7 separate regions of the Mus musculus genome follow, and regions 1, 2, 3, 4, 6 and 7 are each linked to region 5. The links are chromatin loops, found by intact Hi-C in ENCODE. Cell type or tissue: left cerebral cortex. All regions are shown on one strand. Region 1 has its middle 13 kb from the start of Mest. Region 2 holds the start of Klhdc10 (kelch domain containing 10). Region 3 overlaps Cep41 (centrosomal protein 41). Region 4 has its middle 10 kb from the start of 1700012C14Rik. Region 5 overlaps Cpa2 (carboxypeptidase A2, pancreatic). Region 6 overlaps Cep41 (centrosomal protein 41). Region 7 holds the start of 1700012C14Rik (RIKEN cDNA 1700012C14 gene).

What was found. Hi-C counts contacts between places; a loop is a spot of excess contacts. Peaks named below come from ENCODE experiments on the same cell type or tissue, not always from the same donor. Only the 100,000 strongest peaks of a DNase experiment are listed, where the experiment ranks them.
Region 1: a loop joins it to region 5, with 2.1 times the contacts of the local background. A loop is called at or near these places in 6 of 42 quality-filtered maps.
Region 2: a loop joins it to region 5, with 3 times the contacts of the local background. A loop is called at or near these places in 2 of 42 quality-filtered maps.
Region 3: it touches region 5 in a loop (2.4-fold over the local background); 5 of 42 quality-filtered maps call a loop at or near these places.
Region 4: it touches region 5 in a loop (2.2-fold over the local background); 6 of 42 quality-filtered maps call a loop at or near these places.
Region 6: it touches region 5 in a loop (1.8-fold over the local background); 3 of 42 quality-filtered maps call a loop at or near these places.
Region 7: a loop joins it to region 5, with 2.7 times the contacts of the local background. A loop is called at or near these places in 6 of 42 quality-filtered maps.

The regions. Positions count from the first base shown.
Region 1 is chr6:30,722,978-30,726,977 of GRCm38, forward strand. No RefSeq gene overlaps it. Among named protein-coding and RNA genes, the nearest start is that of Mest, 13 kb to the right of the region's middle. In left cerebral cortex, no CTCF peak of the experiment used is centred here; DNase peaks (open chromatin) are centred at 1,729 and 1,917.
Region 2 is chr6:30,401,229-30,405,228 of GRCm38, forward strand. Klhdc10 (kelch domain containing 10) reads left to right here and starts at 627. Exons shown (of 10, transcript NM_029742.3): 1 at 627-922. The coding sequence starts at 766. In left cerebral cortex, a CTCF peak has its summit at 2,410 (motif pointing right); DNase peaks (open chromatin) are centred at 554 and 2,436; H3K4me3 peaks cover 3,389 bases; H3K27ac peaks cover 2,488 bases.
Region 3 is chr6:30,689,411-30,693,410 of GRCm38, forward strand. The region is part of intron 1 of Cep41 (centrosomal protein 41); the gene reads right to left. Among named protein-coding and RNA genes, the nearest start is that of Cep41, 2.3 kb to the right of the region's middle. In left cerebral cortex, no CTCF peak of the experiment used is centred here; DNase peaks (open chromatin) are centred at 2,393 and 3,619; H3K4me3 peaks cover 499 bases; H3K27ac peaks cover 394 bases.
Region 4 is chr6:30,469,306-30,473,305 of GRCm38, forward strand. No RefSeq gene overlaps it. Among named protein-coding and RNA genes, the nearest start is that of 1700012C14Rik, 10 kb to the left of the region's middle. In left cerebral cortex, a CTCF peak has its summit at 2,127 (motif pointing left); a DNase peak (open chromatin) is centred at 250.
Region 5 is chr6:30,543,673-30,547,672 of GRCm38, forward strand. It overlaps Cpa2 (carboxypeptidase A2, pancreatic), which reads left to right. Exons shown (of 11, transcript NM_001024698.3): 2 at 463-544; 3 at 1,219-1,353; 4 at 1,832-1,927; 5 at 3,433-3,534. Among named protein-coding and RNA genes, the nearest start is that of Cpa2, 4.0 kb to the left of the region's middle. In left cerebral cortex, no CTCF peak of the experiment used is centred here; DNase peaks (open chromatin) are centred at 2,162, 2,997, 3,353 and 3,787; H3K27ac peaks cover 2,146 bases.
Region 6 is chr6:30,670,222-30,674,221 of GRCm38, forward strand. It overlaps Cep41 (centrosomal protein 41), which reads right to left. Exons shown (of 11, transcript NM_031998.3): 3 at 1,102-1,149. Gm13782 (a long non-coding RNA gene) reads left to right here. Exons shown (of 5, transcript XR_377397.3): 1 at 1-83; 2 at 389-445; 3 at 3,645-3,751. Among named protein-coding and RNA genes, the nearest start is that of Gm13782, 4.7 kb to the left of the region's middle. In left cerebral cortex, no CTCF peak of the experiment used is centred here; a DNase peak (open chromatin) is centred at 1,608.
Region 7 is chr6:30,458,520-30,462,519 of GRCm38, forward strand. 1700012C14Rik (RIKEN cDNA 1700012C14 gene) reads left to right here and starts at 2,466. Exons shown (of 2, transcript NR_131049.1): 1 at 2,466-2,610. In left cerebral cortex, CTCF peaks have their summits at 155, 1,553 (motif pointing left) and 1,752; DNase peaks (open chromatin) are centred at 319, 717, 940, 1,588 and 1 more place; H3K4me3 peaks cover 766 bases; H3K27ac peaks cover 3,233 bases.

The DNA.
Region 1 (4,000 bases), 180 kb after region 5:
GTGTTGATGGCCAAGAGCTGATCCTTCCACCTGTGTGTGTGTGTGTGTGTGTGTGTGTTTGTCTGTATAATACAATACACCTCTTACAATCTGCAGAATGACATAATTTAAATTAACTTAGCACGATTAATATATAAAAATATTAACAGTAATTCAGTTCAGTATGGTTTGTATTTCACTCTCAGAGATGTGAAGACAATCAAACTCTCTGAACAATGTGGCCTCTCACAAAGGCAGTTTTTGGAGTCTATGTGGAAGTATAAAAAGGGAGGCTAGCTAACAGACATGGTTCCTGGGAAAGGTCTATCTGTCTTATTTCTCTCCCATCCCCTCTCTTTCTTCCTGCTGTTAAGAAGTTCTTGTGGAACTCCAGTTGTTTGATTGAACCTCTGAACTCGGGGACCTCTGGGCTCCATCCCTCTCTCTCAGCTGAAAGCCAGCTTGCTAGAGCTGGTTGTTCTTAGATGAACTTCCTCTGACCCCAGCAACAAATCTGCCTCTCCAAGAACACCAGATTCCTACTTCTACCAAGAGACACTCATCCAGACCCCAGACCAGGGCAGGCTCCCATACTTTTCAGGCTACCCAGGAGCGCGGCTGCTCCCAGGGCTGCATGCGCAGCCTCCAAGCCTTCATGCATGGGCATTGGCTCTCCCAACCCAGCCACAGGTCAGTTCGGTCCTCACGGACCTAATCTATCCACTTGGAATAGTTGCCTGGCTTCTTCTTCTGCCAAAGTGTCTGGCGGGGGATGGGGGAGGGTGGCAGGGGTGGGGGGGAACATTCCTAATTCCCAGCCTTTATTCTTTAAAATGGCAAGTTGCAAATGTTTCTATCAAAATCTTCTAACAGCCGAGGAGAGGCCTGAATTTGCATGAAGAGGGGAGTGAAAAGCAATTTTAAGGGATTATTGTAAGCATGAAATTTGCATTTGATCTTAAAATTCATGTAATGCTTGTATTTGACTTCATAATGAATTCCTATTTGTATTAATATAAATGTGCTTCAGGTGATTTACCATCAAGCAAAATAGGTCTGACCTTTGGAAGTACAATAGTTTTACCCCGGAGCTTTGGGGGCAAGTGGCCCAAGAAAGGAGCCCACTGGTGGCCCACCTGCCTGGTGGCCCAGGGGTCCTTCATTTACCCAGCTTCCCTCAGTGGTCCTTTCTAAAGCCTTCCAGCTCCGTTTCATTTCTTCCTCTTCCTGGAGATCACCTTCTGTTTCAGCCAGGAGGGAGAAGAGGAGCCCTCAGGCGACATCTTCCTTTACTCTTTTCTACCCCACCTCCAAGAGTGCTGGTACATCTGGTCAGAGGCCACCCCCTCCCCCTTCTTGCTGGGTTCTTAGAGAGCCACCAAAGGTGACACCCATAGGCCCCATTCTAAAGACTGAAAAGAAAACAACAGCTTATTTTTCAATTCGGAAAGTAGTACCTTTCTACTATCCCTTCTCTGCTTTGAGGGCAAGCTTGCGCGCCTGAGCCTGGCCATCAGAACCATGTTCTGGGAAGGCCATGTATCCAAGCTGGGACATGAAGAGTTGGTCCAGGACTTTTGTTCTGTCTCTCTCTGGGGTTGCCGAGCTCTGTCATACATACTAAACACTGCAACTGCCCCCAAAGGAAACCAACACAAAGCAAACGGTAGCCAATCGACAAGATGACTATCCATGATGGGTTGCATCCAAGCGCTGGCCTGAGTCCATTTCAGCTCCTGTAAAGTATAAAATATGGCAGGTCCTTCCTTTTCCTGTTTCCTTTTCAGCAACCCAAAGACTGAGAGAGAAGACTTTTTATGAAAAGGTAGAAATTATAGGATTAAAGGGTGCAATAGAATTAAAAAAAATATTTCTATGTTCTAGTTAAGAAAACTTTGCCTAACCATAGCCCACTGAGATTTTTCTTCTAGAGCCCTTGTGGCTCTTATATTTAGCTCCATGACTCATTCCAAGTATATTTTAATGTCACCCATGATTCATCTTAAATTAAAGGTGTGTAAATGACGTAAAGGTTCCAAGCTTTTTATTTTATTTTTTATGTTTTGTGCATACATACCCATTCCTTCAAGTTGGTGCGTCCATTATCCCTTATCCTGGCTCTCTCTGGTAATCAAATGATCTTACCTATGTAAAGTGATTTCTAGACTCTTTACTGTGACATTGTCCTGTGTGTTTGTTTTTACACCAACATTAGCTTTGCAAGGTTCCGACAATGACAGTGACTCTTAAAATGGGAACCTGATCAAAATATATTGTGTGAAAAAAATTAATAAAAATAAATTTCAAAATGGATGGCTGATGTCCTCTGATTTTATCCTTCATTGTATGATTTTGATTGTCTTTATCCTTTTCATTTCTTGTTTGATTTAGTTATTTGCTTGTTTGTTTGTTTGTGAGACTGGGTCTTCATAGCCTAGGTTGGCTTGAAACTCACTATGTAGCCCAGGCAGGACTCAAATTTATAACCCCCTTGCCTTAGCTTCCGGGGTGCTGGGACTACAAGTATATGGACTATTGGTCCTTTGCTCTTCACATAAACTTGAATCTGTTTGCTATTTTTCTAACACTTGAAATTCTTGTGATTTTATTCAATCCATATACACGTCAACTTGAGGACAACAGATGACTGATCCTTCAACAAATCGACTCTTCCAGTCCAGGTGCTGGATGCACCTGGATGCACTTCCCCTACTCACATCATTGATTTTCCTTTAGGGTACCACTTGCTTAGTATAGTTAATTTATCCATAAACATTTCATATTTGTGGATGTTACTATAAATGATATTTTTGAAGTACAACTTTTGATTGCTCCTCGTTGTTAAAAGGACATATAGCATTGATTTTCTTTATTAACCTTGTATTTCACAAACTCAACAGACTGATAGTTTCTGGTACTTTCTGTGTTGATTCTTGGGGCTTTTCAGTGTCACATGTATCAGTGGAGACATTCAACCTCCTCTTTCCAATAGCTATGGGGTTCTTGTTGTTCATTTGTGTTTTTTTCCTTTTTGTTACCTCGTTTCACTGGCTAAGGCTCCAGAATGATAGGGGAGGGAAGGATGTAAAAGCCTTGTTCATCTGTCAGGAGGAAAAGCCTTGGCACTGGCCTTTGAGGCTTTGTTGGATTTCAGAGGGTCCTGTTGCTGCTTTGATGATAGATTTTAATCAAGAGTGGAGTTTGAATTTTGCCAAATGCTTTTCTAAATCTATTCAGATGACTCTTCACTTTCAATCTTTTAATGTGGTGAATTATATTAATTGACTTCTGAATATTAAAATGATTTTTGGCATTTCCGTAACAAACTCCATTTAGTTATAATGTGGCATCCATTTTATATATTGCTAGGTTCACTTTGCCAAAAACTGTATTAAGGATTTCTGCAAATGGGCTTGGTGGATCCAGCAGTGCAGTGTGTCACTTTCTTGCTTTGCCTTTACCTTTGCTTTGCCTTACTAGCTCTGGCCTCACAAAACAAGCTGGAGAGTGGCCTTTTCTGGCTCTAGGAGACTGGAAAAATAGGGGTTACTTCTTCAGGAGGTATTTGGAAGGACACAATTGAGGTCACTGGGATTTCTTTGCAGGAAGGATTCGAACCCTGAGTCTAGTTCATTGAGTAGATACCCCCAGCCTCCCTCCTCAGTGAGCTTGGTTATTTGGATTAAAGGAATGAATTTCATTGATGTTATTAGATATATTGACATAACATTTCTTTTTTATTTAAGGATTCTTTCTAATTTCCTTCTGGATACTGGTAATTCTCCCCATACCCTTTGCTTTCTAGAGGTTTTTAATTGCATTGATCTTTTTAAGGAATTAGCTTTCATTTTCAGTGATTTTTTTTTCTAAAACAATATTGTTTTTCTGTTTTATTAATTCTGCTCTCTACATTTCCTTTCTTCTGTTGACTTTGTGTTTGCTCTGTTCTTGCTAGGGTTTCTCTAGGGAGAAAATGGTAGTGTTTATTTGAAACACATCATTATCCAAATAATTCATTCAT
Region 2 (4,000 bases), 140 kb before region 5:
GATGCCTGAAAGATTTTCTTATTGAAATTTTCACTTGTGTTTCTATGATTACTCTAATATCGAACAGTTTTCGGTATTTGCTAATCGGGTTTAAAGCTGTTTGCTCTTGACGTGGCTTTTGCAGGGGAAGGGTCCCGGCAGTGCCACCGTGAGACAAAACAAATGATGAAAGCCAGGAGTTTTTTAGATTTCATCTGACTCCTCCCCCTGCCCCCACCTCCCGTGAGCCCTTTGTGTGTGGCAACAGTCCGCAGACCGGGGCTCAGTTTGCAGAACTGCAGACAGATGTACCAACACCAAGTACATGCATTGTGTACCTATGATGTTTCTAAATGCAGTGCTTATGGGACAGAATTCCGGAGTATCGACCATGCTGAGGCAGCGACCCTGCTTGGGAGTCTCCTCTGGCGTAGCCTCCCCGCTCGGTCTTCGACTATCTGGTCTGAGCCCCCAGCATCCCGGAGAAGCGGGCGAGCTCCGGGAATCGATGCGCTCTCTGAGCGTCTGCTTACGCCTTTTCTCCCCCCATCTCTTTTAGCTATAGCTATGGTTACCACGTCTCTCCCCGCCTCCCTCCACCTGCCAAGAAAGAGACTGCCCATTGGTCCACTGTCACCAAGGCGGCCAGCCATTGGTTGCTGGAGAGCCCGGCGCTACCCCGGCCCCCGTCTCCCGGGTCTCTTGAGGAGCCCGGGAAGGAGGCTCGGCTCGCGCTGCCGGGGCAGGGGCTTGCCGGGACCGGGCTGCGGCAATCGTTAGCGGGCCATGTCGGCTGCCCAGGGCTGGGACCGGAACCGCCGGCGGGGAGGAGGCGCGGCCGGCGGGGCCAGCGGGGTTAGCGGGGCCGGCGCGGCCGGCGGGGGTCGGGGCACCGGACAGCTCAACCGATTCGTGCAGCTCTCGGGACGGCCGCACCTGCCAGGTGAGTGGTGGGGCCGCTGCCGGCGAGAAGGTGGCGGTCGCCGGGCTCTGCTGCCCCTCGGACACACAGCCGAGGGAGGACAGGGAAGCAGAGCAGCAGGAAGGTGGCGTTGAGGTCAGGAGGGGAACCGGAGCACGCCGAAGAGAAGTCTCGCTGTGTCGACAGCTCGGGGAGGAGAGTTGTATTTTCCTCCCGACCGAGAGGCCGCTGTCTCTTTGACATTCCCAAATGTTTCGCTTGCCCGGTTCTTAATCTTTTCCTCTTCCGCGGATGGATGTTGTGAAAGAAAGACATTGGTGTTTAACTGTGGAAAATTATTTCAAAAGGAGTGCCAAATTAAGGAGAGGAGAGCAATATAGAAGTGATTTTGTTTGAAAGGAAAAAAAAAAAGCCAACCAACTGTGTCAGAGTTGGATATTTTGAAATGGAATGAGCATGTGAAAGTGTGTGTGTGTATGTATGTATGTGTGTGTGTGTTGGCTAGGGAGTATATGGGAAAGAAAATAAAAAAGATTAAGGGAAATGGTTGAATCAGTAATATTTGGGGATGTACAGAGACAGAATGGGTAATGGTGACTAGATTTTAAAAGGGGGAAATGAAGATCATGAATATAAAGAAACGAAAGGATGTGATCCCGGTATCAAAACTGAAAATTGGAAAAATATACCTACTGCTAAAAATTTCATGGTCTTTGAGTTCACATGTTTTAAAAAAAACAAAACAAAGTCATGTAGGTATGTGTGTAAACAGTTGTAAAAAGCGTACGTTTACAAATTTTCAGTCTGTTAAAAGGTAGAGAATTAAATCATGCACAGAATGCTAAATCATTTTATTGGGCAGTCGTGTTTTTTTTTTTTTTTCACCGTGAAGAGAATTGTCAGGAATGATGTACTAGACCTTCGCCATGTTTTTTTGTGTATGTGTGACTAGTGTTAAGTTGATTGTATCAGTGGTATATTTGTTTAGATGTTTTGAGAACCTGATTGTTTCTGAATTGTGTTTACTATTGTGACTTGTTCTTCTAGGTGGTAAAAAAAATCAGTTGATTAATTTAAAGATAACAAAGGGGATTTTACTTATTCAGAGAGATAATTACTAATATTTGTGATATGGTTTTTGATGTGTGCCAGAAATGTTCATTAACCCATTTGTTCATGCCATTAAAATAAAATTGAGACATTTGTAAATAATCAAATATACCATAAATTGGATTTGAATAAACAGTATCAGACTGGTATTCTGGAATTGCTAAATATGTGATGTTTAACAAGAAAAAAGGAGACATTTTTTTTTGTTATCATCAGTTAACAACAAAACCCTAGGTTTTCTGCATTACTAAGCCTAGAAGATAAATCCCTTGGCAAGGACTATTCCCAGTTTGCTCTCTGCCTGCAATCTTTTAAGTCTTTGGTCATAGATTAATTATTACACCATGAACTTCATGTGGGCATTCTCAGGGTCCTGCAACATACTGGTGCAGTTCCTCTCTGCTACCACATGAGGGCAGGGTAAGCCATGATTTCAAATAAGGGTCTGAAGTATGGCGCTATTTCTGCATTCCCTTAGCACAGGAGGACAAGAACAGCCATTTGTCCAGAGGTGAAGATAAAACGTGCTTAAACTGTGAAAATTGGAGAAGTGGAGTTGTCAGTCTTCGTTCTGCTTCCTTTCTTCCAGGCTGGCATTCAGCTCCTTCTTCCCACACAGGCGGTCTCCATCTTTCCCTCGTTCTCAAAATTAGAAAATTCCCAATAGCTCAATAATATATGTTGATATAAATAATAAATTCTTTCATACTAATCCTTTGTTCTCCTAGGTACTGCATATTATAGCTCTTTACTCTATTTTGAAGTAATTCAGACTATTTTAAGTGGTAGTGAGGAATAGGAAGGAATGTGTAGGTCTGTTTTATGGCTGACGCTAGAGACCTATCTTTTCTTCCTCTTTTTTTTTCTTTTTGATTTTGTGTTTGTTTTTGTTTGTTTGGTTATTAATTTTTCATCTCTTTTGACTTCTATCCCTATTTTCCAATTCACCCTTCTTTACTAAGGCTTCCACATACTTGAAGAACCTTTTTTCTTCTTTCTAACATTTCTGTCTTGTGTCCAGTCCCTGTGAAACAAAGCAGTATAATATGGTGGTGTTCCTGGAGTGTCCTCATTGTCTTTCAGGGATAGTATCTTTTGAGAAAATGTAAAAGACAAAAATCTTACTATATAGCATGTAGACCAGCGTGGCTTCAAACTCAAAGGTATCTTCCAGGCTCTACTTCCTGTGCACTGGGGTTAAAGGCCTGTGCCTGGCTTTGGTGGTAGGACCTTTATCCATCTACTTATGGGAATCTGAAAGCTGGGTCTCCTTAAGCTCCCCACCAACTTCAGTTATAGTTAGCTACCTAGTCTTGTTCATTTTGTTTCCATTGTAACTAATTCTGTCACTGTCCTTTAGGGTCACTGCAGTAGCTTTCTAAGCAGACTTCCTACGTCTGCTAGAGCCTCCCATTCATATATCACTGATCTTTGAAAATACAAATCTTTTATTATCTCTGCTTATAGCCTTTTTCTTTTACCTTTTTTGTTTTTAACATAGGGTCTAACCTTGTCCAGGCTGGCCTTGAACCTTTCACCCTTCTGTGTCAGCTTCTAGAGTAGTGGCATACAGGCACATGACACTGTACCTAACCTTTCTTGCTGCTTCATTGCTCTCACAGTAAGGCTGAGACCCTTATCGTGTCCTAGATGGCCCTACACCAAGTGCCTTCTCGCCTTGGGTTGTCCTCCATTTTGTTCTGTGTTCTCTGCTTTGCTTCCCTCAGCACAGGAAGTCACTGCACACGGGCGTCTCTCCTGGAGGAACCCGTGTGCTTCCTCCTCTTATTTAACTTACCTTTCCTGGATCTCAGTTGTATTTTTTTCCATAAGAGCCTTCTTTCACCTTTCTGACAGCCCTTCTCCCTGTATCACTCATTTTTCCTAAGGTATATATAGCATTTGTGTAGGAATATTGTTGGGAAAGACGTACTCTATGTGTGTGTGTGTATGTGTGTGTGTATATATATATATATATATATATATGTT
Region 3 (4,000 bases), 150 kb after region 5:
TTGTAATCCTAGCACTCATCAGGCTGAGGCTGAGGCTGAGGCAGAGGCTGAGGCTGGAGGACTACAGTGAGCTCCAGTGTGAGACCCAATCTCAAAAAAGAAAAAAAAACCCACAAAGACATTTTACTGAAGAGGTTCTCTAGATGACAGATAATCACATGACAAGATTGCCAGCCTTTGTGTCCATTAGAGACTACAAACTAAGACCATAATGAGGGTTGGCGAGACAACTCAGTAGGTAAAGGCACTCACCACCAAACCTGGCAACATACATGGTAGAAAAACCAACTCTCACAAGTTGTCTTCTTACCTTCCCCCCCAACCCCCCCCCGCCGTTTTTAATCCCACAATGAAATAACATGGTTTATCTACATTGACAATATCAGATGTTACCAACATTTTGCAAAATCTAAAATTCTCATACACTATTAATAGGAATGAAAAGTGGTACAGCCTCTCTGGAAAAAAAATCACACAACATTTTCTATGAAAACTAAACATATGCTTACCATATAACTTAGCCACTGTACTCCTGGGTACCTATCTATCTTACAGAAATGAAGATTACTGTCCACACAAAAGCTGAAATCTCTATTTCTAATAGACTATTTCTAATAGACTGAAAGCAATCAAAATGTTTTACACTGACTGGATGAGTTAATGAGTGAACAAACCAGTCTATTCAGACTACAGAGTACTGGTCTACCCACACTACGAGTACTAGTCAACAACTAAGAAGTCAACTGCATGCATCACCCTGAGGTGTCTCAAGGACACTATCCTGAGTAGAAAGAGAAAGCTATCCGAAAAGGTCGTACACTGGATGACTCTGTTCCTATAGCATTCTTAAGGTGGCAATACAGAAACAGAAAACATATTTGTGGTTGCCAAGGATGAGAGCAGTAAGAGAGGAAAACGGGTGTGATTGGGAAAGGTGCCATGAGGGAGCTATTGTGGTAATGAAGTAACAGTAGCTCTGTGCATATGCACACAGGTGGTGAGATAGCCTACAACTATACACAAGTTGTACAAGCTTTAATACTCTAGTTCTGATGGTGTACTACACTGTGGAAAGCTGACTAAAGGGAACAAGAGACCTATGTACTATTTTAACACCTTTCTGCAAATCTATAAAAATAACGCCTTTAAAAAAGGAACATCAGAGGGAAAAAATAGCTCTTAAAAATGAAAATGATGGGGGTCTGGGAGACATCTCAGAAGAATGATGGCTGGGCAAGCATGAGGATCTAACCTCGGTTCCCAGAACTCATGTGAAAAGGCTGGGGTGATATCCCAGTGCTAAAAAGACAGAGATAGATGGTTCTGAGACGTATGGTCAGCCAGCCTAGCCCGACTGAATTCCAAGCTAGTGAGAAACTCTGTCTCAAAAACAAACAAGCAAACAAACACAACCCAGGGTCAACAGCATCTGCGGGGAGTACCCAAGGTTGCTGACCTACATATACACAAATACCCATATATGTGGATCCTGCACATATACCCACACACATAAAACTCACACACATATACATACATACACTTACACAAATACCTATATACATGGATTCTGCACATGTACCCTCACACATATATACATATACTCACACACACATATAGGCTCTCTCTCTCTCACACACACACAAACACAGCAGAAACTACAATCAATACAAGAATTAGAAAATACAGTGTGTGCTCCCTCCTTCTCTCCCTCCCTGTTTTTCAAGGCAGGGCCTTGGCTGTCCTGGAACTCACTCTAGATCAGGCTGCGATAAAAGGTGTAAGCCACCATCACCCAACATAAACTTAAATTTCTTAAAGCAGAAAGACAAAAATAGGAGATAGAAGTGGAAAAAAATCAGAACCAGTTTATATGGGTATAATATCAAAATGCTGAACCCGAGAAAGAGGGTGGAGGAAATGAAGTCAACTGTAAAATAACTCAAGAAAAAATTTACAGACTAGAAAGATATAAGGTTCTGGTGTTTATCAAAGTGAATGAGAACAGGCCATAACAAGGAATCCTTTGTGAAATGTTCTAACACAGGGAACAAAATGAAGCTTCCTGAAAGGAACAACAAGTCACAAAGCAACAGGATGGCTTTGGATTTTTCTACAGACACACTGGCTGCTGGGTCACAGCACAATGTTTTCAAGATGTTGTTTTCCAACCATGAAATCTATCTTCAGCCACACACTCAGGGGAAAAAAAAGAAGAATAAGAATGTAGAATGGAGACAGTTTTAGATAGGATATTTTGGGTACAAAAACACATATGCATTCTTTCTCAAGAATTCCTGGAAGTGGCCCTCCACTCAAAGAAGGCAGTAAAGACAGCAAGTGTTTACATCCTTCCTCTTCTGACGGACTCTTTGTCCTATATTTCCGGCTTCCTTCAGGAGAGCCCATGAATGGTCCCAGCTGGGGATGGAAGTCATCTGCCTTGATGCCCTCTCTCAAGGGCGATCATGCTTGATGGTGGGTTTTACACCTAATAGTTCTCTTTCATTCTGCCCCGACTTCCTAGCATCAGTTCAGACATATGGCAACATAACCACCTCATCAATGTCTCCGCTCCTCGACACAGCCTGTCCAACTCCATCCACCACAGTGTGGCTATGATGGTGCCTAAAATGCAAGTCTGAGCACATGACTAAAACTCCTTAGAAGCTTCTTGCGTGCTGACCAGTAGGCAGGATAATGGTATTCCCAATCTTGAACTACCCAGCCCACCCCATCACAGGCATCTAATATTGATATTATTTTAGTTGACAAAACATAATTTATTTCTAGGAAAAAAAGGTTGACATGCACACACTGTGCAATTATTAAGTTAGTAAATATCGTCATTACCTCCCTTGTTGTGAGGAGAGGTTTGGAATGTTCTCTTGGCTAATCTGAGATGTACATTAAATTTATATTTTAGTCACCCTGCTGTGTCATCTCCTGTGCCATCTCAAAAGTTTAGTTCTCCTAACAAACTTTCTACCCTGCGACCAGCATCTCTTTGTCCCAGACGCTATATCCCTAACTTCTGGTGACCATTATTCTAATTTCTACTTCACTGAGTTGGACTTTAGACTCCAAATGTAAGTGACACTGTGTAATATTTACACATCACTATCAAGGTTTAGTAGTGGCGGCACATGCCTTTAAATTCCAGTATCTATGAGGCAGAGGCAGGTGGATCTCTTTAAGTTTGAGGCCAGCCTAGTCCACATAGTGAGTTCCAGGACAGCTGGAGCTACATAGTGAGACTGTCTCAGAGACAACCAACCAACCAAACAACAACAACAAAAAACAACCAAACAAACAAAAAACCCCACCAAAATAACAGACATTACTATCATGGCACTCCAATACACATGCCACAGTTTCCGACACCAGGCATTCAACAAGAAATCCAAGACCTACAACTGGTGTTTGCTATGAAGGTGCAGAAGGCCCCTCTCAAATTGCCTTTTGTTCTGTAGACTCCTACTGGGACTTGGTCGGAGTTGAAGCTCTCCTTGGCTTTACACAGGCTGTTCTAGCAAGCTCTTCACCTGACTCACGAGTGGCCTTGATGGGTTGGGGCCTTTTCAGCTCAAGAACGCCCCTCCTTCTCTCAGCTTGAGTGCTGTCTTTCCTCCTCCATCTCTCTCCCGAAGCTCACCAATTTCCATCACTAGACTGAACTCTACTGTAGAGACTCTGTCGTTCTCTTTGTAGGTCTGGTTACTTGTTTGGTAAGGGTCAAATAACACTGGGTGACATTAAACTGCTACAAATGCACAAGGGCACTGAGGGTAAAGGAGAACAAAGGGCCCTATTTTGCTCCCTTTGCAAGGGCGGCTTGGCCTGGGGTACCCCAACTCAGAAGTGATGGGCCCCTTCACCTCCTTCCATGTTTTGGGGGTCTTTGATTTTTACTTTGTTTGCAGGTGTCACTCCTAGACTGTAAACTCTTTGAGGGCAGGGGCTGTGTCTTTATGTACTTGGCTCCTCCAAGCCTCGAACGTCG
Region 4 (4,000 bases), 74 kb before region 5:
AAGGTGGAGGGGCACTGAGGAGAAACATGGCTCCCTAAGTTGAGGCCTGCTCTGAAGCTATGGGGGGAGCAAGCTGTACCCAGAGACAGAGGTCGTAGGCAGTTCTGGACCCAAGCCAGGAGCAGGTGGTCATTAGAAGCCAGGCTCCTAGCCCATCCTCGAGAGGCCCTGCAGGAGCTCTGGCCCCTTTCTCTCTACCAGCTGTGCAGCCTGGCATGGAGCAGTGCCCGGGAGAGCCTGCTGCGCGTGCAGCTGCCCAGGGGACTGGCTGCGTGACTCATTCTCCCGCTTGCTAATCATTCCCCTGTCCTCTGCCTGGCTTCTTGCACAGCCTGCCTGCCCCTGGAGGAAAGCGTGCCCATCTGACACCTTACTCGCTTGTCCCTGGCTCTCCTGGCACATTCGTCTGCCCTTGCGGCTGCATCTGCTCTCTGCAATCTCTGTGCCCGGCCTGTCACCTGATGCTCTCGTCTTTCTTGCCTGCACTGTTCCACCCAGTTCCTTCAGGGTGAGTCTTGCTCCCAGCATGCAGGCTGTGCCAAATCAGGAAGCCTTCAATAGCCTCTCCAACCACCTCAGCACCTCAGATATGGGACAGGATACCTAACGTGGAAGCATCTTTGTGAGGAAAACAAGGGTGACAAGGACGGGCAGCCTCCTGTCTCTGACTAGAAGCTAGAACAGTCTAACCCAAGTTGGCAATGGGAGGCCCTAGGAGTATCAGATAAGTCCTGTGTTGGACCATGGAACCAGTCAGGTGAGAAGGAAGGAAAGGAGAAAGCCCCTTGGACTGACTTCTGGCAGATAGACCAGTGCCCAGCAAGGGCACGCCAAACCCTACTGGACTTTCACACAACCAGACATTTGATCAGCTTGGTCTCCAACCATTTCTAAGCTTTCCTGAGCCATGACAAGGAGGGGAAATTCTCACCTAAAACTGAAGCTATGAGAAAAGCCAACATGATTGTGTGCGTTTTTTCATAAATGTAACAGAGCCTGTCTTAGTACGGACAGAGTTTGGCTTTAGACACTGTGACTTGGACAGGCATAGGGGACCCTGCCCTTTGGAGGGGCTGAGAATGGTTTAATCCTCCACTGTGGCTGTCTTGAAAGTCTACAAGGAGCCCCACTTTAAAAAGTTTGCTCCAAGTTCTGTAAATTACATAGTGCATGTGGCCCAGAAACTTATATTGGTCAATAGGAAAGACTATGAACATATCTGCTATGGTTTTACTTTTTCCTTATTTCCAGTGCCTGAGGAAAGCAGAGAGCGAGCTTATTAGCAAAGTGCTTGGTGAGGATGGCCTCGTTCAGGTGACCTGACAAATCCCACATCCACACCAGTCACCATCCTGGGAAACCAAGCACCATCAAAGCTCTGTGGGTGCATTCAGACATATCCCTCAGGGGCAGACTCTGTCATCTATCTGATATCCATATTTCCACAGTGCTAGGGCTAGCAGCTGTGGCATGACCAGTTTACTTCTGGAAACGGAAACATTTCCCAGACTCCCTTGCAGCTAGATGTGCCCATGCAATAAAGTACTGGCTAACAGAATGTATGTGGTAATAACTACCACTGTCTGTCTAGGCTTTAAGCAGCTGATGTGTTCCTTTTCTTTGGGGTAGTAGTTTATTCTTGTCATTTATTTTACTTTTTAAATTTTATGTGTATGGGCTATAGCCTGCACGTACATCTGTGTACCGGTGTGTGGAGTGCCCATGAAAGCCAGAGATAGGCACTGGATCTCCTGGAACTGGAGCTACAGAAAGTTGTGAGCTGCCATGTTTGTTCACTGTAGTGACATTCTTTTGTTTGTTTGGTTGGTTGGGGTTTTTTTTGTTTTTGTTTTTCGAGACAGGGTTTCTCTGTGTAGCCCTGGCTGTCTTGGAACTCACTTTGTAGACCAGGCTGGCCTCGAACTCAGAAATCCGCCTGCCTCTGCCTCACAAGTGCTGGGATTAAAGGCATGCGCAACCACACCCGACCTGTAGTGACATCCTTAAGACTTCTGGCATTTGGGCTGGAGAGATGGCTCAGTGGTTAAGAGCACTGACTGTTCTACCAGAGATCAATTCCCAGCAACCACATGGTGCCTCACAACCATCTGTATTCGGATCTGATGCCCTCTTCTGGTGTGTCTGAGGACAGCAACAAAATCTTTTTTTTTTTTTTTTTTGAAAAAAGAAAAGAATTCTGGAATTTTGGATTCTTAAAAAAAAAAAAAACCCACAGAAATATAAGAAACTGTTCTCATAGCCAGGCATGGTGGCACACACCTTTAATCCCAGCACTTGAGAGGCAGAGGCAGGCAGATTTCTGAGTTCAAGGCCAGCCTGATCTACAAAGTGAGTTCCAGAACAGCCAGGGCTACACAGGGAAACCCTGTCTCGAAAAACAAAACAAAACAAAAAAAAAGTGTTTTCATTTTAATCCCAGATGTGGGATATACAGCCAGGGCTACACAGAGAAACCCTATTTCGAAAAACCAAAAAAAAAAAAAAGTTTTCATTTTAATCCCAGGTGTGGGATATGGGGCTGTTTCAGATTGTCCACAGCAGCTGACTGTAATTTGTGGGATATGGGGCTGCTTCAGACTGTCCACAGCAGCTGACTGTAATTTGCCTTGTGCTCTAGCAGAGGCATGTTTTTGCCAGCTGCAGATAGTTTCTGCGATTGTGTGACATTTGGAATTCTGGGGACGTTTTAGAGGGTATATAAGTGTGAGGGCCCCAAGAGGCAGGGTTGGTGGTCAGGGGTTGGCTGCAGTTTGTTAGTAGTTGTGATCTAAGAAGAAACAAAAGGAAAGACATTAGATTCAGGGACCTCTCTCTCTCTCTTCCTCTCTCTCTCTCTCTCTCTCTCTCTCTCTCTCTCTCTCTCCCTTCACAGGTGTGTGTGTGTGTGGGTGTTAAAGGGTGGGGAAAGAAGAACCCACAAAGTATCAAAGACCGGCTACAGTTCACCTCACTGTATGTTCCACAGCATACATTTACAAAAGGGATTCCTGGAACATAGCTGCTGGTTAAGGTCCTGTTCCCCCATCAGACAGGCAAGGCCAGTGTACTATATATACCGGGGAAGAACAAGAGGAAACAGATGAGTTCACTCACCTGTTTACAGTAAACACCTGAGCAGAGGATAACACTGGCTGGCTGCTATTGCTGGGTACCAAGAAATGGCATTAGGTACATTTTGTTGCTGTGACTCTAAAGACTGGACAAGAGAAGAGAGGTTGGGCTGGAGAGATGGCTCGGCAGTTAAGAGCACTGACTGCTCTTCCAGAGGTCCTGAGTTCAAATCCCAGCAACCACATGGTGACTCATGAGATCTGACACCCTCTTCTCGGGTGTCTGAAGACATCTACAGTGTTCTTACATATAATAAATCAATCAATCAATCAATCAATCAATCAATCAATCTTTTAACAAAAGAGAGAAGACAGGTTTATTCTGGCTCACAGTGTGATATGATATGATATGATATGATATGATCTATTACTGGAAAGATATAGCTTACACCTCAGCAGACCAGGAAGCATGATAAAGCTGTAAACCTCAGGGCCTATGCGGGGTCCTATCGCCTCAAGTTTTCTGTAGGCTTCCAAAATGGTGCCATCATCTGGAGACCAACTGGTTAGACACATGGAGTGCTGCAGTTTACATCCAAATCCTAACAGGTATGAAGAAGTGACATTTGGACAGGTATTTATTATTATTATTATTAAATATTTTCTTTATTTACATTTCAAATGTTATTCCCTTTCCTGGTTTCCCCTCAGAAAACCCCCTATTGTCTCCCCTTGCTCACCAACCCATCCACTCCCACTTTCTGGCCCTGGCATTCCCCTAAATTGAGGCATAGAACCTTCACAGGACCAAGGGCCTCTCCTCCCATTGATGACCGACTAGGCAATCCTCTGCTACATATGCATCTAGAGCCATGAGTCCCACCATGTGTTTTCTTTGGTTGGTGGTTTAGTCCCAGGGAGGTCTGGGG
Region 5 (4,000 bases):
GCAACCAGAAAACTTCATGTGTCCCCAGATGTGGCTCTAACTCCTCTTACGAGCACTAAATTAATTACTCTCCCTGCCCTCTTTCTTCCTTTTTTTTCCTCTCTGAAAAGCAGGAACAGACAAGTCTTAGAAGCCAGTGCTTTATGAGCAGCAGGTGTTGTTTGACAAATACTCATTAGCTCACGGAAAGGGAACTTTAACGGCAAGCAAGCTTCCTGCTAGGAGCAGGTACACCTCTTCATTATTATTTAGATAACATTTCCTTGGAGGAAATCAAGCTGTTTGATCACCTCCTCATTCCGGGGATGTGGGTCAGGGCAGGATTTATTAGTTTCTGGCTTGTGAACGGGATTATTGACTGCTGCATTCACGTCCCTGCAGAGGCTGACCGGAGCACAAAACAACAGGAAATGGTGAACAGCTTTGGCTTCTAAGGTCCTGTCTGTGGTTAATCTATTTCAGAGATCAAGTTCTTGAGGTGATCCCGAATGATGAAGAGCAAATTAAGACTCTGCTGCAACTGGAGGCCGAAGAGCACCTTGAGGTATTGGTCATCCCATCAGCATTTTCTCTCTTCAGTAAATAAAGTCGGCGCGATTGGCAGCTACTTCGGGTCTGTAGTTTGACTCCTTGGAGGTAATGTGGGATGCCGACTCCTAGAACCTGGACTTTAGCTCCAACTCTACAGCCCCGAGCAAATGGCCTTCTTTCCCGGTGATTCATTTTCACAATCAGAAAACTGAGGAAAAATATATCATTCTTCATATCTCGCAGGACTACTGCAAGACTTGAGTGGGTGGGGGGAGGAGGATGGAAACTGTGAAAGCTGAACACCTTTAACTCATTATTTCCCCCTTAAAATTATTTATGGCATTAATACCCCATGATGAAATGAATTGGACCTCTTGAGTGCCAGATTGATTTTATTTTTTTAAGACCTCCCATAACTTAAATTCATCTCTTTCTCTGCCAATTTTAATATCTGGTCATGGTGTGTGTATGTGTGTGTGTGCTGAAAACAACATATTTGCTGACCCTTGGGTACACAGAATCTCTTGTTGCTGTATCCCAGTGGTTCTGGAATGATTCTGGTTTTGTAGACTCAAAATCAACTAGGCAGCCAGTTGCATTATTGAAATCCATCAGTACACAGCTATCTGTTTCTCCCAGAGTGATTCCATCATTTTTTTTTTTGGCTTGAATCTTTATTCCTTTCAGCTTGATTTTTGGAAATCCCCCAGCGTCCCCAGGCAGACAGTCCATGTCCGAGTTCCTTTTGCCAGCATCCAGGACGTCAAAGTTTTCCTGGAGTCCCAGGGGATTACTTATTCCATCATGATCGAAGATGTTCAAGTAAGTTTCCAGAAGGCAGCCTTGCAGAGAGGCCTGCTGGTCCTCCTCCTGCTCTGCCAGGAAAGGGACCTGTGGGTTCCACACGGGTCTTCAGTCCGTGAGGATGCCTATACAGGGTGGCAGGGAGGCACATTTCATGCAAATGGAGGGAGACCAATCAATCAGTGATTCAATTAGTTTTTTAATGAGAGGTTAACTCCTAAAGGCAGGCTGAGCCACAAGATGGTTGGAAGGCCCTCTAAGCACTGTCATCCCCGGCCTGCAGCTGCTACCTGACCCCAGCCCATGCATAACCCATGCCTTCTCAGAGTACTACGGAATAAGAGGTATCTGACCCAGAGCCTATGGATGAGATGTAGACACAGTGAGAATAGCTCGGTCCGGGGGACCAAGCCTCAGCACTTGATTCACCCCACCAGACTGGATTCATTGCTGGTGCATTGCAGGCAATGCAAACCATAGAGTTGTTTCACCTTAGGTTCTGTTGGATCAAGAGCGTGAAGAGATGCTGTTCAACCAGCAAAGAGAGCGTGGCACTAACTTCAACTTTGGGGCCTACCATACCCTGGAAGAGGTAGGCATTTCAAAATGGAAGATCAGAGAAACCAGCCGCTCTTTTCTCTGAGGACAACGCTACTTCCTCGGGGTGGGTGTGGGGTGATTGGATAACCTAGATATTATTCTCCTTCTGTTTCCTAGCTTCCTAAAGTCTCCCTCAGATTTCGTAGTCAGTGCCTGCTTAATGCAGGAACCGAAGTCTGCTTGTCCATCCCAACAGCCACTCGGTTATTTTGGAGGTGTCAGGAATGTTTTAAGTGAGGCCACAAATAGCTCTTTCACACTCTTCCCACAACACTCCTGTGCCGAGTTTTAAGCTGCACAGGCTACAGAGTCACTCAAGAGTGATGATTACCGGTGGTCTTGGATGTGTCAGGGGACCACTCTGAATCACCTGACTCCCACGCGAGGGTCTGTGTGTTTGTTGGGGGCTCCAAAGTGCACACTGATCTAAGGTCACACAGTAGCAGAAATTCTAGTTTCTGCCTTTCTGGGTCTCACTCTCCTCTCTAACAGGGCTGTGTGGGGCTCTGGAGGTTCAAGGAGTACACAGCACTTCCTAGTGTGACACAGCCTTTTCAGGGAAGCCAGTATAGATCTATTTATCCGCACTGTCCAATTGGCAGTGATCATGGGAGTTAAGAGGTGAAGAGAAGAATAGGAAAGACTAAGGCAATAAGCCAACAAATGAAGTTTAAAATGTATTAATTTTTTGCCATAATTTATTTAGTGGTAAAAGCTATTTAAAATGATTGGGGTGGGGTGGGGTGGGGTGCAGATATGACTTGAACGGATTTGTTTCACTGCCAGAAATACCAGCAGGATTAAGCATGGGGTAATACCACCTGGTAATATATATATTATATATATTTATATGTGTCTTGTTACCTTCCTAAAATTCTCCCACTTAAGAAAAAAGTGTCTTAGTTTGGCTAGAAGAAGAGTGTGAAAGAATACATATATATAAAGCATGCTCTCTCTCACTTGCCGATCTAACAAATAGGTGTTTGTGGCAGCAAACGCTGGCAACAGCTGGATACTGTTTCAGGTCTGTCTCTGTAAAGGTGGGGAAGCCTTGAGATGTGGGGAATGCTCAGAATTTCAATGAGCCTTAAAAATTGGGGTCGGAGTAGCCAGTGACTGGAGGATGTCCCCATTGTCTCAGGGCCTGCACTAGCACATTTTGTATTTTGTAGCACAAGTCTGCCACATCTCTTTTAGTGTCACTACGGTTTGCTGGTTAAGGTGAAAGACTTCCCTGCTGGACATGGTCTAGGGGGGACAAAGTCACAGGCAAATCAGACAAGTGCCATTTTACTTTGCACAGAACTGGAAAGAACCGGCTGTGTTGGGGCAAGATGGCTTCTCTTTTTCAGAGTGACTCATCATCCCCGTGACGGCTTCCTGCCGTCCCCAGCCAGGCTGCGGAGAGACTGGGAACGCACGGGCGACAAGACCCTAATAGCTGCATTCGCCCAGTCACTCAATTACAGATGCCTGTTTATCATTTGAACCTTTCAGATTTACCAAGAAATGGATAACCTCGTGGCTGAGAACCCTGGTCTAGTGAGCAAAGTGAATATCGGTTCATCTTTTGAAAATCGGCCCATGAATGTGCTCAAGGTATAAAGGGAGCAGTGACTTTTGTTTTCCCTCTCATGATGCTTCTAGAATCCCGCTCCTCCCAGCTGCGCTTGCAGAGCAAGTTCCCCCCCACCCCCCACCCCTTTTTTCTCTCGCTCTTTTTTTTTTTCCTTCTCTTTTTTCCTTCCTAACCAGTCTTTGCTGGTTTTGAGCATCTCCACCACCACCCGCCCCCTTCCTTTTTCTTTTTCTTTTTTTTTTTTCCCCTCTTTTTCCTGCACGCTGACGCAGGTCTGCAGGAGAGAATTAATGTGTCCTGATAGATGCGTTCGTGAGGAGCCAGGCCGAGCGCGCCAATTGGAGCCGAGCTGGAGAGGCGGCGGGCGGGGGGGGGGGGGGGAGGGGCGGGCGAGCACTGGGGATATTAATCAAAGTGGGAGTTCTTTGCGGATTTTTTTTTTCTTCTCTCTTTCCTTGTAAAAGCCAGCTTAAAAACAAACAAGAA
Region 6 (4,000 bases), 130 kb after region 5:
GAGCACACAAGCCCCTGACAGAAGCAGGCCAGCTGGGTGCTGCCTGCCTCACGTGCACCGAGAATGACGGCAGGGCAGTGTCGGTGAGTAAACAGGATTTTCTTTTATAGTTCAGAAATGTAATGCATTTTAATTAAGACATATAACTGACGTCATGTAAAGTGAATAAGAAGGGCCTGAAACCATATACCTATTTAATATTAAATATGTATTTTAAAATCTCTGTAGAACCAGATCTTCTAGCTGAGTGTAGGGAAATAAAGAGTGCAGAAAACTGCCCCCAAGCTGCATCTACTGTGGATCTCTTACACTGTGCAATTAAAATGGGGCATAATTTTTTTAATTAAAATTATCTGCTGTATCAAAAATAATTTCTGGTGTATTTCAGAATTGTAATTTCCCTTCCAAGAAGATGCATGTTAGCAGAGCCAACTCCTGAACTGAGGTAAGACAGCCTCTTCCTGTCATAGGCCAAAAACCCTGGCTTTGGGTTCTCCTACTTCACACCAGTCAAATCCATCTTAGAAAACAGATGTTTTACATCTTCTTTAATTCTGGCCCCAATATTTAAATTTTATATTGATTGGTTTTGGACACAGATTGAAAAATGACGATTCTTGGTGAGGGCAACGAATTCAGTGGCCAGTCAGACATCTCTGCAGAATATTAGCTTCTAAAAGGGATATGCGTGAAATATGGTTGTTAATTAAAAGAAAGCAGACTGCAATGGGTGGCCAATGGAGAACACTAAGGTCAGGTCATGAACACTCACCTACGAATATTCATGAAAACATTATGAAGAGAGCTATTATTACTCCGACTCAGGTATGGACTGAATAAGAAGACTGGGCATCAGATAAAAAGACCACAAAGACCACAGTCCAACAAAACCAGAAGCTTGGGCTGTGGCTGTCCCCACATTCTACACTAAGGCTCCTTTAAGGGTGGAAGTTGATTAGCCGCAGGGGTGTCTGCCAGGCTCACCTGACCCCCAAAGCCCGCCACACATGGCCACTGTAGAAGCAACGGCCAGCTGACATCAGCTGATAGATGACTACAGGGTCCCATCTTTTCTCCAAGGCCATCGATAGCGGTACTCACTTTTTTTAATCTCTTCTAGCTTCTCAATGTATTTGGTCATGCTGTTACCTAGAAAGAGAAGGCAAATCTTAGCTATGCTTTACTGTTGGGAACTGAGTACCACTGTGAAATCAGGCTGAGAGTAAGCACCCTGTCGGCTCCTCTGGCCTGTTACTAGAGAACTTGGGAGAACCGGCAAATGAGCCGTGTGTGTGTGTGTGTGTGTGTGTGTGTGTGTGTGTGTGTGTGTTCAACAGCCTTTCAGGTTAGGTGGCGACAGCTAGGGAAAGGGAACCCGTGAAGTGCTCCCCTTTGCTGTGCACCTCCTTAACCTCCTCAGCCTCAGGCAAAATAGATGATCCCACACTCCCTTGTGTTTCCTTTTTAGAGTCAGTGGTGTTCTTCCTCCTTCTACCCCCACAGTCTTCTGTGCTTAGATATACAGAGGAAGACAAGAAAGAAGCAATCATCTTTGAAAGTGTAAAATCTGCCTCTGTGGCTGCCCAAGCAACTCTTTCCACTCCACTCTGTCTCTGTGGCTTCCCCTCCCCTTCCCCCATGGTGTTTCACTATTCATGCTGATGCTGCAGCCTGAACTAGACCACACAATCTGGGCACTAGCGCTCATCATGGGCTTGGCGTGCCGAGGTTCCCACTGCCGTGGAGCACACCCAACCCTCATGTTTTATGGTCTGGTTCTACGGCACTCAGCACTGGCCAAGGTGGTCTGGAGCAGTTTCATGCTTTAAAACTGATCATTCTGGTTTCCAAATGAATTAAATTCTAGCTTTCAAGCCATAGCTGTTATTATTATTGTTATTTGAACTGAATGTGCTGCAATTTGATTTGATTTAACATGGCAAGCTCCATCTTGCACCTAAATATGGTAAATGAAAAACACTCAAAATAATTTTCATTTCTACAGCGTTGCCTCTCTTTAAACCTTGAGTCTCAGCCTAACTTCTGATCAAAGTAATGCTTTTAATAAATGACATAAACTCACACTGCAAAGCACTATTCTGAATTTTTCTTCATGTTTGGGTCAGAAACTGAGAGAAAAAATCCTGTCTTAAACCCCCCCAAATGTATTTTCGAAATTATACCATACTTACTTTGTTATTAAAATTTTACCATGGATTCATCACAGAATAAAAATCCACAAATTTAGGCTTTTGTTTATGATTACTGTCATCATTATTTTAGCCTGTTTTTATCTTAGGACACACTCTCTATTATGATAGTAAGGATGCAGTGTACTCCTAAACTCAGATGGTGTCTTTCTGGAAGCTTGCAAGCAATTGGGGCTGCTTAGGAGGCCTAACGCCTTCTCAAGAGAGAGCCTGAGTATGTTTCAGAAGATGCTGCCAAGCTACTAAGAACCAGGCAAAAACTAAGTAAATCTGTTTTAGGAGCTTTGGGTTTTTCTTTCTTGGGTCAAAGCTCTCTTCCTACTTTTGAGGGGGGAGGATATACAAAGGAACAGAAAGAAAAAGCCAATATTTCTTAAATGTCTAAAATAAGCCTTTTGACCAAAGAGCTGACCCAGGAATCCCACAGCAGAAACCATCAACTCTTCCTGGATCCCCACCCCTCTTCCTACCGCAGCTCTGAACTCAAGTGTGGACTTGCCAGTCAACACAATGAGGTTCTGAAGAAAAAGCCAATTAGTTTGCTGTTCTGCGTCTTACAGTCTTATCCTTAAAACACTCGACACAAGAACCCTACTGACAGGTCCTTCCTGTCTCCTTCACCGTGTGTGGTTGAAGTGGCCGTGCCTTTAGGTTTGGGGGAGCTTTAGGCAATCTAGGAAGAAAGCTTGGAGAAAAAAAAAAGCCTCATCAATTTGCCCAGCAATGCAGCAACTTAGCAATTATTCAAGGATTAGTGTTCCCAACCTCCTGGTTTCTTGTATGGTTCATAGACCCACCTGGCTCTTCTACTGGTGTTTTATTGTAACTGGTAGTGAAGACTGAACCCCAGGCATCCTGCATGCAAGGAAAGGACTCTACCTTAAGCTATGGCCACGGTTCTCCTGTGGTTTTAAAAGCATTGTAACTGTGGGAAGTGTTCCTTCTTTGATCACAGGACCATCTGATGCTACAAACTCCCTGAGGAATGGAAAACAACAGCCAGCCTCATTGATTTTATCTTTTATTAAAATACTGTAGTTACAACTAATACTGTTTCTACTAACAAACTATCTTAACTTTATTTTTATATGTGTGTGTATGTTTTTTAAAATTCTACTGTGCTGGGGATTGAACCCATGGCCATATATGTACTAAGTGAATGCTCTACCATTAAGCTATGTGCCTGTTCCTGAAAGTTAATTTCTTCACTATCAACACTTCCTGTGGGTTTGCACAACACTGCATCCTATATCAGCAGACCCCCACTGGGACTCTCAGAAGCAAGGGCTCCCCCACTCCCCCATCATTTCTTTTTCCTACTGAAGGAAAAAGGCAGGAAATAAAAAACCTCTCGTATTTCACAAATACCTGGGGAAATTATGAACAAATCTAAAAGAGGTAGTAACAAAGTAACAAAGGCTCTTTTCTTTCCAGCCTTTCGCTCCTCTCCAGGTATGGAGAAGACAGTGGAGAGTTTCCACAGGGCTTCAGTTGGAGAGAGGAGACACTGAGGACTGCCCCCAGGCCCTGTGACCGACTCAGTAAGTATGAACAGTGGCACTTTATCACCCGTTTGCTAGTAGTGTGTCACGTAAGTGCTTTGTCTTACTACATCTAATTGCAACAAAATTACTGGAAACAGAGGAACTTCATAGGTCATTTATTTACAAACATGTCTTTTATACCAGAGGAGCCTGAAAAGCTATCAGAGAACTAATCTTTTAAGACTTTAAAAAATCAAGTATTATTGCCAAATTTTCCTAAATAAGACTAATTAAAAAGCCAAACAA
Region 7 (4,000 bases), 85 kb before region 5:
TTAATTAGAGATAAAAAGAATAGTGTCTAAAACAAACAAACAAACAAACAAACAAACAAACAAACAAACAAAGGCATCAGTGTCTAGACTACTTAGTCCAGTAGTGTTGAGACTGACGTGGAGGCTGGGGATATAGCTAGGTGGCAGCAAACCTGCCTAGCCTGTGACATTCGAGGGAGGCCTGGGCTGAACTGCTGGCATCTCCCTCTCCTTACAAAACAGAAACCAAACAACTTGTCTTTCTAGATAGTGTGAAAATAGCTTTTCTCACTAAGTCTGTAGTTGGAATGATTCAAAGGATACAACTGTGAAGTTCCCCACTCGTTCACACGCAGCCTGACTGGTATCTGGGAACCTTTAAGAGCCAGCTCTAGAGAGGAACAAATGAAGGGGGAGAAGGTTTGGGGAAAAAAGCAATCTGTTGTTCTAAGTGTCTTATTGTGTTGCGGGAAATGTGTTCCTTGCTATCTTGTCCCTTTATAACATCAAGCAAGAGTATTATTGTACCTCTTTTTCTTCTCCATAGTTGGGTGAAAAGAGGTGGGCGGGGGTGGACCTTATTCCCAGGAGACCCTGCAGATTAGCCATATTCTGATTCACCAAGGTTGGGACAGCCCAGCCTGACACACAGAAATGAGGTCTCTCGGCTCGGCTCAGGCAGCAGCCAGGCAGGCGGGAAGGGCCTGTCCAGTTTGGCTCCTCAGCCCAGCTCTAGGGTTGGTGAAGAGAGGACACAGACAGCGGCACACGCTGGCCACTTACTATTCTTGGCACTCAACACCAAGCCAGGATCCTCACAGCGGTTGCATCTGTGAAATACATCAAGTGTCAGTGTGTGTCACCTCAGAAGGGACGGGCAGATCAGTTCATCTTTTATGAACCATCTCACTAAAGCTACCAAGAGTCTGGGCCTCAGAAGGTTCTAAGACTGCAAGGCCCACTTTCTCTCCCTGCAGGGTAGCAGAGCCATATCTGCCACGTGCTGCAGTCAGGCGTCACTCTGTCCACTTTCTGCTTAGCTAATTTGTGCTGGAGCCGGCGTGGTGGTGCACCCTCGTTTTTTCATCCCAGCATTTCGGCGGAGGCAGGTGGACCTGTGAGTTTGAGGCTAGCCTGGTCTATATACACTGAGTTTCAGGCCAACCAGGGCTTCTTAAAACAAAATCAGAAACCAAACAAAAACATTGTGTTGGGATGCGGGAGGATAAGCCAAGGGCCACCAAAGTGTTCTTGCCAAGGGAGTTACCAGCTCTCCCAATGCCAGAGGAAGGGTCTCCTTGGTAAGAACTCTCACTGCACCGATAAAGGACCAGACCCTTCCCCAGGTGGGCGGGGCTCCGCGGAGCCGCAGTGCAGCACGATGAAGCCTGTGCCTGGGACGGGAAGCTGCTCTGGAAGCGAGCGCCAAGTCCCCCAGGTGCCACCGCCAGTCACTTGTCCCGGCAAAGCTCCCAGTGTCCACATAGATGCGGAGCCAGGTCAGGATTTTTCGAATGTAAAATGGCCTCGTGCTTCGCGGAGAAGCTGCCCAGGGTGGGTTCTCTGCCGCCCCCTGGCGAGCAGCGCTGGTCCTGGTCGTGGGCACCGCGACTAGCAGCGGCCGGTGCCCACGCTAACTGTGCATCTAGTGGGTACGCAACCGGCTGGGATGCCACCGGGGCACAACCTTGTATTCAGGCTGATAGCACCCGGAGGCAGGGCTTCTACCCAGCAAACCGGTTAGAGGAATCAGGTACTGAGAATAGAGTACTTTAGCTCAAGGCTCAGAGGAGCACAAAGAGCTAGAAAGCTTTTCAGGGACAGCACCCACCACCTCCTGGTGGCTTCTGGAAGGGGAGGAAGCCTACGAAAGAAACCAGAAAAACTGCAGGAGACTTGGAAAGTTAGGGCGAGGAGAGGCGGTGCTCAGAAGGCACTGATATATAATCGCGCTCCAAGGCAGTTAGTTGGGAAATTTTAAGTTCGAGGCTACGACAATGATCTTTTTGGTAAATAGGGTGAGGCCACTTTGGCCAGGGCACTCAAGAGTACATATACAGAGCAAGGCCTGGCCTTCAGCTCCCATCTCTTTATCCTGGGGTGGGGAGCCAACCTGAGCACAGCAGTCACCCTGGGGCAGCACCTCCAGAGGATGCACTGGAGGCCAAACTCTGGCCTTGAGGGAGACAGGTCCACTTGGAATTAGGACGGGGTACCACGGGTGTAGGACCTTCTCCACTAAAGCTTCGCAGGATGAGGATCCTCCCTCCCTCCCTGCCTTCCACAGCCCAGTGTGGCAAGAGGGGCCTAGGGCTGCGGGGGAGAGAACCACTCCAAACCGGAATGATCTGGTTTAAGGCAAGCTGATTCTCCCTCCGCTCTCCCCCGCCCTCCCTTCTCCTCCTGCGACAGGCTGCTTTTTGTCGCAGTCCCCTGACCAAGGTAAACAGGAGGGAGGAAAGAAAGCTCTGTTTCCATGGCAACCTAGAGGGCGGTCGATTTGGCTCTCTCGGAAGTGCTTGTATGAAGGGGAAAAGAGGCCTCACTGGAAAAGCAACAGGGAGGAAAGATCCTAGCCGCGTTCCTGATGGGGGTTATTCTGGAAGGTGATGTGGGCCTGGAGTAGGAGAGGTGAGGGGCCTGGCACCCTCAAGTGAGGTGGCAGATGGAGCCCGGGACCTGGATACTCCAGGGGCTGGATTCACACCAGAAATGCCACCATCAACCTGGGAAGTATCAAACAGGTGCCAGAGCTCTCCGGGCACATGCTTAAACCCTCACGCCTTGCTAGCCCAGTCCAGAAAAGCTTCCATGGCCGCTCGCTCTGCTAAGCCACGGGGATAAGCCCGGCTCAGTCACCAGGATGAGACTCAGGGCCAAAGACAGGTTCTGTCTGAAAGACTCCCCACCCAGTTCTTGGAGAGTGAGCTAAGAGAGCGCTCCTCCCCTGAGAGTAAGGCTCCAGCATCCTTTCTCCTCCAGACTGGCCCAGCTCCTGTGTGGCACCATGAGAAGAACAGAGTAACCCCAGCATGGGTTGATGGGTGTGGGTCACCATCTCCTGAAGGAGGAGGACTGTCCTGTCACTCTTCAGAGGTCAGCTGAAGTCCTCACTAACCAGATAATTACCACACACTGAGACTTTTCTGAGGAGCACCCTGAGAGGGCCAGTAGCCTCTCAGGGTTCCTATCAGCGTCCTCATAAACTCCTTCTGTCCCGGCTTGGGGAAGATAAGGCAGCTTGCCTTGTCTTTAGCTATCATCTGAATAGCCCGGCCAGGAGAAAAAAGACAGAAGCTATGGGTTGGTCTTCTTCTGACCCCAGGGACGCAGCAGTAGAGACAGGGACTATGTGGAATCTGTATGAGGTATCTTGGTTTCCTCAGGCCACACGGTGACTCCTGGCAGTGAGGCTTCCAAGATTTGGAAATCCCAGCTCCGGAGCCTTTCCCTGGAGCCAGTGGAAGCACCTGATCTGTCGGGGGGGGGGGGGCTGGGGGGGGGGGAGATACCTTTCAGACCAGAACAAGGCAACAGATGGACGCGTTTTCCTTGTAAGATGCCCAGAAAGGCCACATCTCAGCTCTTTCCATGGCGTGGGGATTCCAAAGCTACCTGACCTTGGTGTCTTGCCACGATGCTCCCTTTAGTCCAGCCATGGTGCCGCTCCTTGGATGATGAAGTGTGTTGTTGGGGGCCTTGGCACCAGTGGCTCGCTCTTCCTCCTGCGTTTCTGTGGGTCTGTCCTCCATCTCCGGTTCTCTATTCAAATATCATCTCAGTGAGGAAGAGTCAAAGCTAGGGTCCCACTAGGAAGACTCCAAGGCCTTTGCCCTGACCCTTCTACCGGCTCTGTCCCCTTCCCATCTCCCCCATGGTCATAGAGTTTACTGCCTGTTTGTTCCACCATCAGGAGGACAGGAGCTGACTCTATCTTGTTCATTCCATAGTCCTTAGAGCCTGGAACAAAGTAGGTGTTCAATAAACACTTTCAGCTAGCTGGATAGCTAGGGGCCTGGGT